Linked DNA regions of Homo sapiens: region 2 is linked to region 1. Evidence: chromatin contacts called from ENCODE Hi-C data. All regions are on one chromosome and are shown on one strand. The core of a region is the stretch at or near the end of the contact, and the rest is flanking DNA. Distances in the headings are between cores, read along the strand shown.

The links. Hi-C counts contacts between places; a loop is a spot of excess contacts on that map. Pooled maps may share reads with other maps.
Region 2: a loop to region 1 is called in a pooled map, with 18 times the contacts of the local background. The contact joins the enhancer-like site here to the promoter of ZNF32 in region 1. A Hi-C loop is called at or near these places in 1 of 168 maps with a recorded cell type or tissue (posterior vena cava), 1 of 37 single-sample maps with no recorded cell type and 5 of 50 pooled maps.

Annotation. Positions count from the first base shown.
Region 1 is chr10:43,647,296-43,650,570 of GRCh38, reverse strand. ZNF32 (zinc finger protein 32) reads left to right here and starts at 1,690. Exons shown (of 3, transcript NM_006973.3): 1 at 1,690-1,769. All of the region lies in intron 1 of ZNF32-AS3 (ZNF32 antisense RNA 3), which reads right to left. ZNF32-AS2 (ZNF32 antisense RNA 2) reads right to left here. Exons shown (of 3, transcript NR_047558.1): 3 at 2,552-3,002. RefSeq lists a silencer at 1,665-2,184.
Region 2 is chr10:45,419,102-45,422,376 of GRCh38, reverse strand. The region is part of intron 4 of ALOX5 (arachidonate 5-lipoxygenase); the gene reads right to left. Among named protein-coding and RNA genes, the nearest start is that of ALOX5, 47 kb to the right of the region's middle. RefSeq lists enhancers at 1,523-2,024, 2,053-2,744, 2,745-3,275. Within about 2 kb of position 1,741, at least 33 of the 41 ENCODE cell types and tissues checked have a DNase peak (open chromatin) inside an H3K27ac peak, as active enhancers do.

The DNA of each region.
Region 1 (3,275 bases), core at 441-2,940:
CCCTTTTGTTGAGTATTTGCCTTAAGATGCAGGTGGTGGGTGAGGATGTGCCCCATTTTGCAGCTGGGCAGTCTGTCTATGGAGGCTGGGGTCACATCAACCCCAATCCTAACAGCTTTCTCCCCTGCTTTGGGCCCTTCAATGTGTCCACTTTCCTGAGACGCCTTAAGGGAATTTATGCAGATCTATAAAAGTGACGATGGTCCCCCCTCACAGCCACCTTTTCCCACCAATGCTTTGTCATGTACCTTCACGGCAGGATCTGAAACTTGTCCTAGTGTCCACAGCCGGTCTTGACCTTAACAGAACCTATGTACCCTTGTGTGAAGCAGAGGCCGCAGCCTTAGGACTCTGAGCCTTGGCCTTTGCTGTGTGCCGCCCTCCACCCCTTTCTCAGACTTGGGAGGAGTGAGGAGAGGAGCCACCTGGGGCAGTTCAGGAATGGGGAGCTTCAGGACAGTTTGCACCACACACTCTGGGACTTAGCTGTGCAACACCCCGACCCCCATGTGAGGAAGGTGGTGTTTGTTTGCTCCACCAGACTGTCAGCTCCTCCCTAGGAGCACGGAGTGTGTCTTGCTCACATTCGTATCCCCAGTGTCAGCACTTAAAATGGATTCAACGGATAAATGTTGAATGAAATTCAGAAATGATGTGCAATAGTAAAAGCTAACATTTAGGAATCAACTTATTACTTACAGACACCTTTGCATATTGAGTGAAATTAAGTTGTTTGATTTAACAAATCTGTGGCTTTGGGGTAGAGAACAAGAACATAGCAAGAGGAAGCATTCTTTATTAGTCCTTCACGAAAGAGGATGGACAGACACATCTACGGAGAGGGGCTCCAGAGGCAGGGACCCAGAGATACACCCGGCCAGGCAGAACAGCTCCAGGATGTGGCCCCGATCCTGGAAAAGTGCGTTTAAAAGAGGCTTAAGGCATATCAGACAGCCTGGCCAACATGGTAAAACCTTCATCTCTACTAAAAATACAAAAAAATTAGCCAGGCATGGTGGCACAGACCTGTAGTCCCAGCTACTTGGGAGGCTGGGGCAGGAGAATCACTTGAGCCCAGAAGGCGGAGGTTGCAGTGAGGCGACACCGTGCCACTGCACTCAAGCCTGGGAGACAGAGTGAAGGAAAAAAAAAAACAGGCATTATTAGAGAGGCTTTATCTCCTACGTGTTCAAAAGCAACCATGCTCCTCCCAGTATCTCAGGACGACTGGACTGCCTGTGTTCCTGTTGCTCTTCACAGAAGCTCCATGAAAGCGGGCTTCGCTTTTGTTCATGCAGCCAGAGGCTCAACACATGACCTCGAAGCCGCCAAGGCTTTATCAAACGGATTTCTCCCAAAAACTTCGTTTCCTTCCGCGACGCCCTGCAAGAACCCTGTATTCCTGAGTCCCTGGCTCAGCGTCTGCTACCCCGATGCTGTCAATCAGATCCTGCTAATCTGAGCGGCCGTGGCTCCGTCCCGGCTCCGCGTCCGCTGACAGGTCACCGCTGTGAGTCTCCGGATTACCAGTCCAAACGGGACGGCTTGAGGTCCCCGCGCCCTAGGGACCTGCGGGGCCCGAGCGCAGGGCGCGCCAGAGAACTACATTTCCCACAGAGCTCTTGGGAAGCCGGGGCCGCCGAGACCCACGGCCCGGCGGGCGGGCTCGCGGGGAGACTCCTGGGAGTTGTAGTCCATTCCGCCGGCGCCGGCGCTGGCGCTGCTGCGGGCTCGGCGCCGGCCTTTGTCTGCGGGCACGCGCCGCTGCGGTGAGTGAGGCCGCTGGCCGGGTCAGAGCGCCGGGGCAAGGCGGGGCTGCGCCATCAGACCGCTGTCCCGGGCCCTCCGTGTGGCCGCCTTATGCCAGCGGCCGCCAAGGAAATGAGCAGGCCTGGCCGGCCCGGGCCCCGAGGGAGGCCAGCCGCGAGCGGAGAGGTCGGCGGTCCGCAGAGCAGGGTCCCGTGGACCGGAGAGCGGGATGCCGAGGTTCAGGACGCAGGGCGGGCCCGGTGCCCGGGGCCCGGGGCCTGAGGCGGGAGGGCAGCGTCTGCGGAGAGGAGCAGGGCCCATGGCGTCGGGGCGTGGGAGGGGGAGGCCGCGGCAGGCTCACCCGGCCTCCGTGCGGGCTTCAGCGAGTGCGGGAAGCCGGTGCCGGCCTTCCGGGGTGGGAGGAGAGGCAGCCCCTGCGGGGGAGAGTAGGAAGCCAGGCAGCGTGTGGGAAACCACGCTACCCACAAGCTCCTAAACCTGAAACTGGCCCCAGGACATTTTCCAGACCGCCAAGTGTACCCCTCTTCTCATCCGCCCTCCAGAGGACGCCGGATTTTAGATCTTAAGTCTGGTGGTCTCGTCTGATACTCCTCTTGTTTGGTTCTTTCCTTCTCATTGTCCTACCTGATAGGACAGTGTTAGTAACCTGTTTAATAAGTGGGGAAGCAGAGTCAGGGCTGCTGGGTTACTCGCCCAAGATCATATCCTGGGGGAGCCACGGCAAGAAGCCAAGACTCACGGACTACTTCTAAGCTTTTTCCAAAGGATATAGTAGCCTTTCTAATAGGAAAATCAATGTTTTTAATTATAAAGCCACTTTTACAAAATCTTGGGGAAACTGCTTCCTCAGACCTGTGATCTAGGGAGAAAAATATGACAATTTCTCCCTTACTAATCACGGAGGTCCCTGATAGGCGGCGGAGTTGTAACTTGAAGACCTCACAGCAGGTGGAGAGGCAGAGCTGTGAATTCTACTCTAATTTCTGGAATCCCCGGCGACAGAGTCCAACCCCAGGCAGCAGGCGCCATGTACCCCAGGGACTTTTAATGTGTGTGCAGCTGTTGAGCAAGAATACCTTGAACTTCCAAATGATGTGCTGGCATGCTGGTAGGGAATTCCTTTGCAGCTTGTGTTCCAAGTTGGAAGTGAGTCCTCCAAATAAAAATTTAAATGATTCTCCTGGTCATCACAGCATGTAGCAGAATGTGCAGTTGTCAAGAAGAACCAGGTGCTTAGGTTGACAAAACAAAGAATGGTAGCATCATACTATTATTTCATTAAATCAGAAGGCCAGCATTTTGATAGGACAAATTAGAGGGAAACAAGGAGTATGCATTGAACCACTGCATTTCTTAAAAGTATAAGAATTCAGTAATTAGGATCCTGAAGTAAGAAGAAATATTTTTTTTAAAAAATAGATCATGTGGGCCAGGTGTAGTAGCTCATGCCTACATGTCTTGGGAGGCCGAGGCAGGAGGGTCACTTCAGGCCAAGAGTTGGAGAC
Region 2 (3,275 bases), core at 492-2,991, 1.8 Mb before region 1:
GGTCTGAGCTGTAGACACACACCTTGTCATGGGGAAAGCTGGGGAGTCAGGGACCTCCCCACATCCTCCTGATCCAGCAGAATGAGAGGATGGAGGCTGGGGAGAGCCTGGCTGATGGGACACAGGGCTTGGTGACATCCCAGCTCTGTTGTCTCAGGGGAATCACCCTGTGAACATGCATGAAGGCAGCAAACTGGAGCAACCACAGGGGGGAACTCCTAGGATAAGCAAGAGACACTGGGGGTCTCTCCTGCCTGCCCTGCCAGGTCTAGGGGTGCATCCAGGCAGAACAGCAATCCCCTTCCATCCTTTCTTAGCTTAGCAAATGCTTCTCTCCTTTGTCCTGGCTACCCTGGGTCTCCTAGGAGGCCATGATGCTCAGGAGAGGGTCCTGGGGCCACAAGGCTAGAGGCCTTTGTGAGTACTGTCTTTTTCTCCTCATGTGTCAGGATGAACAAGGAGCCTGCAGGTGACCGAGAGGGTGTACTGCTGGAAGTTGCCATGGCACAGCCTGGGCAGTGTGGCTGGCTTTGTGATGGGCTGCATACAGTAGGTGCTCAGTGCTACAGCACCCTGGAGCTGTCGAATAATACCAGCATCATCTTCCAGTCCTTCTGGTACCTTCTTCACTTGGATCCAGCCCCTTGTGGGGAAGGAGGGGCTTTTACACAGGTGCTTGCTTCCAGGGAGGCTGCTGTGGTCTCACCATGGCTACGACCAGCAGCCAGGCACTGGAATACCCAGAGAAGCTTCTTTCAGCCTTGCTGCCTCCTTCCTCCCCCAGCACCCCTCGTCAGCTGAGTGTTCTGGGCTAGGAATGCTTGTCAAGCTGGAGGGGTAAACCTCACTGTAGCATCTGGTGTCAGTCTGGGTGGGGAAAAGAACTTATTTCTGGGAGATGAGAGGCCTACGCAGGCCCCGAGAGCCCTGTAGGGCCTGAAGATGGCCCAGTGCCAGAGGGTGCCCCAGAAAGAGGTCCTGTGCTGGGGCACCTGAGGTCCCGGGTGGTCCCTTGCCCCTGTTCTTTGGAGGAACCAGGAGTGAGTCACCAATTACCCAGCTGGGTCTGTTTGACCTCAAAACAGGAGGTTTACTCTGAAAACAGGGTGGGTCTGGTAGTTCTCAGAAGAAGCCACAGATGTAGGAAGAAGTGGAGTTAGGAGGAACATATTTACATGTCATCTAGAGGCAAAATATTTCTATATCCTTACAGATAACTGGAATATTCAGGGCTTCGAAGACCCGCTTTTGTAAAAAGAAGGACCCTGCAAGCCAGAGAGGGCACCAGGCTTTTTCAAGGCCACACAGGCAGGTAACAGCCACCTTGATCACCTGGCCTAGGGGCAGTGACCTAGCTTTCTCCTGCATCTTCAGCTTTCTCCTGTGCCAAACTGTGGCCCAGGCTGGGCACCAGCTGTTGGCCATGTGCCCGGTGAGCCCCCCACCCCTCGCCCCTACTTCTCCCAGGACGGGCCGCATTTCTGCACTGTCCCGCCTCACTGGGAAGGAAACTCTCTTTCTCAATTTGCTTTAATGAGGCCATTGAGGTTCACCTAACCTCTGTCTCCCTGCTCTTTCCTTCTGCTACCAGCTTTTCCATTTTTTACGCCACAGTTGTGCTGTGCAGGGCAGGAGCAAAGCCTGCTGAGGAGGGCTGGCCCCCTTCCAGGTACAGCAGGTGGCTAGGAGGAACTGCGTGCCAGAATTACTCAGAAGCAGCGGCGAGGAAACCAAGCTGTCGCCAGCCAGAGGTTTAACGGGGAAGGCCTCCTCGGTGACTTCAGCCAAGTTTCAGTTTCCTGCCAGTGGGCACTGAGTTTAACCCACTCTAGGCGGGGAGTGTAGCCATCCAGATTTTAGCAAGGGCCCCAGGGGATTCTGACGCAAGCTATACTTTGAGAACCACTGCTGAAGAGTTTGCAATGTTTTCCAAATTAATTTGACTACAGAACAAATCATTTTTTTGAGGGAAACATGACTTCATGCTTTGTATTAACTCTTGGTCTTATTTTATGATGCATTTTTAACAACATGATGCTACCTTAGCAAATAAAATTGAAATTTTCTAGCCTCGTCTGATTTTTAGATGGGATACCACCCTACATTTTCCAAACAAATTTATTTTACAATGGGACACATCCCTGATTTCATAACAAAATTTAATGAAAGTCAATATGTTTTATAGGCATCAGTTAATAGAAGGGGATTATTTTTTAAATTTCCAAGGATTTCAGAGGCTTTCGGGTAGCATTTGGGAAGTTAAAAGTGGGAGAATCCTACTTGTGTCACAGGAAAAGTGGTTCCTATGAGTGCTTTGGTGACTTGGGGCCAAATGGTTTCTGAGTTGGGATGACGATAAGAGGGGATGTGGTCTTCTTCCCATATACAAACCCACGCTTTGCTTTCCAGTGCCAGGCCAGCAGGCCCCCTCCTCTTCCGGCCTCTCTTTCCTCCGCCATCACTTCTCCCGATCCCCAGCCTGGGTCCTCACCCTTCCTCCTGCTGCTACGTCCCTCCCTTCCTCCACAGGCACCCTGCCCGTCCACTGAGCTCAGGGCCCTTCTCTCCTGGCCTGGCCCCTCCGCAGCCTTCCTTGCCTGGGGGATATCGCTCCTTCCCTACACCCCTGGTGCCTTTTGAAACAGGGTCTCACTCTGCCGCCCAGGCGGGAGTTCAGTGGCGCAGATCACTGCAGCTTCCACCTCCCCGGCTCAAGCGATCCTCCCGCTCGGGAATCCCCGAACACTGGGATTACAGGCGTGAGCCTCCGCACCCACTCCCTACCGATCATCCCCCTTCAGGACGCTGCCATCCATGTAGCTGGGTCGTCTGGAGCACGGGGCATGTGGCTGGCCTGCGGGGCTGGGGGAGGGCCGGTGGGAGTGGCTGCCCTCAGAGCCCACCCCCTAGGCCTCTGCCTGCCCCCAGGTTCCCTCTCCCCCGTCCCTTGTCGGGAGTCACTCGTCAGCTTCTCTTCTCAGCCCGGCTGCGCAGCGCTCTCAACCCAACCCCTGGACTCATCTTCGCCCCAGCCTCCTTCGTGCCCAGCGTCCCTTGTAAATGACCCCCCCGGCCGGGTGCCCCGCTTTCTCTCTCGGCCTCTTCCGCGTGGTCTGCTCTCCGCCCGCCTGCGCTCGCCCGGCCTCCCTGCCTCTGCGCCTTCACCTGACCGCAAAGGCGGCCAGGGCAGCCTCCGCGCGGCCTGACAGTCACGGCTCCCAGTTTGTCCCTGGACGTGGGAAACTCGGGCTCATAGCGCCTCTACGTACACTGCG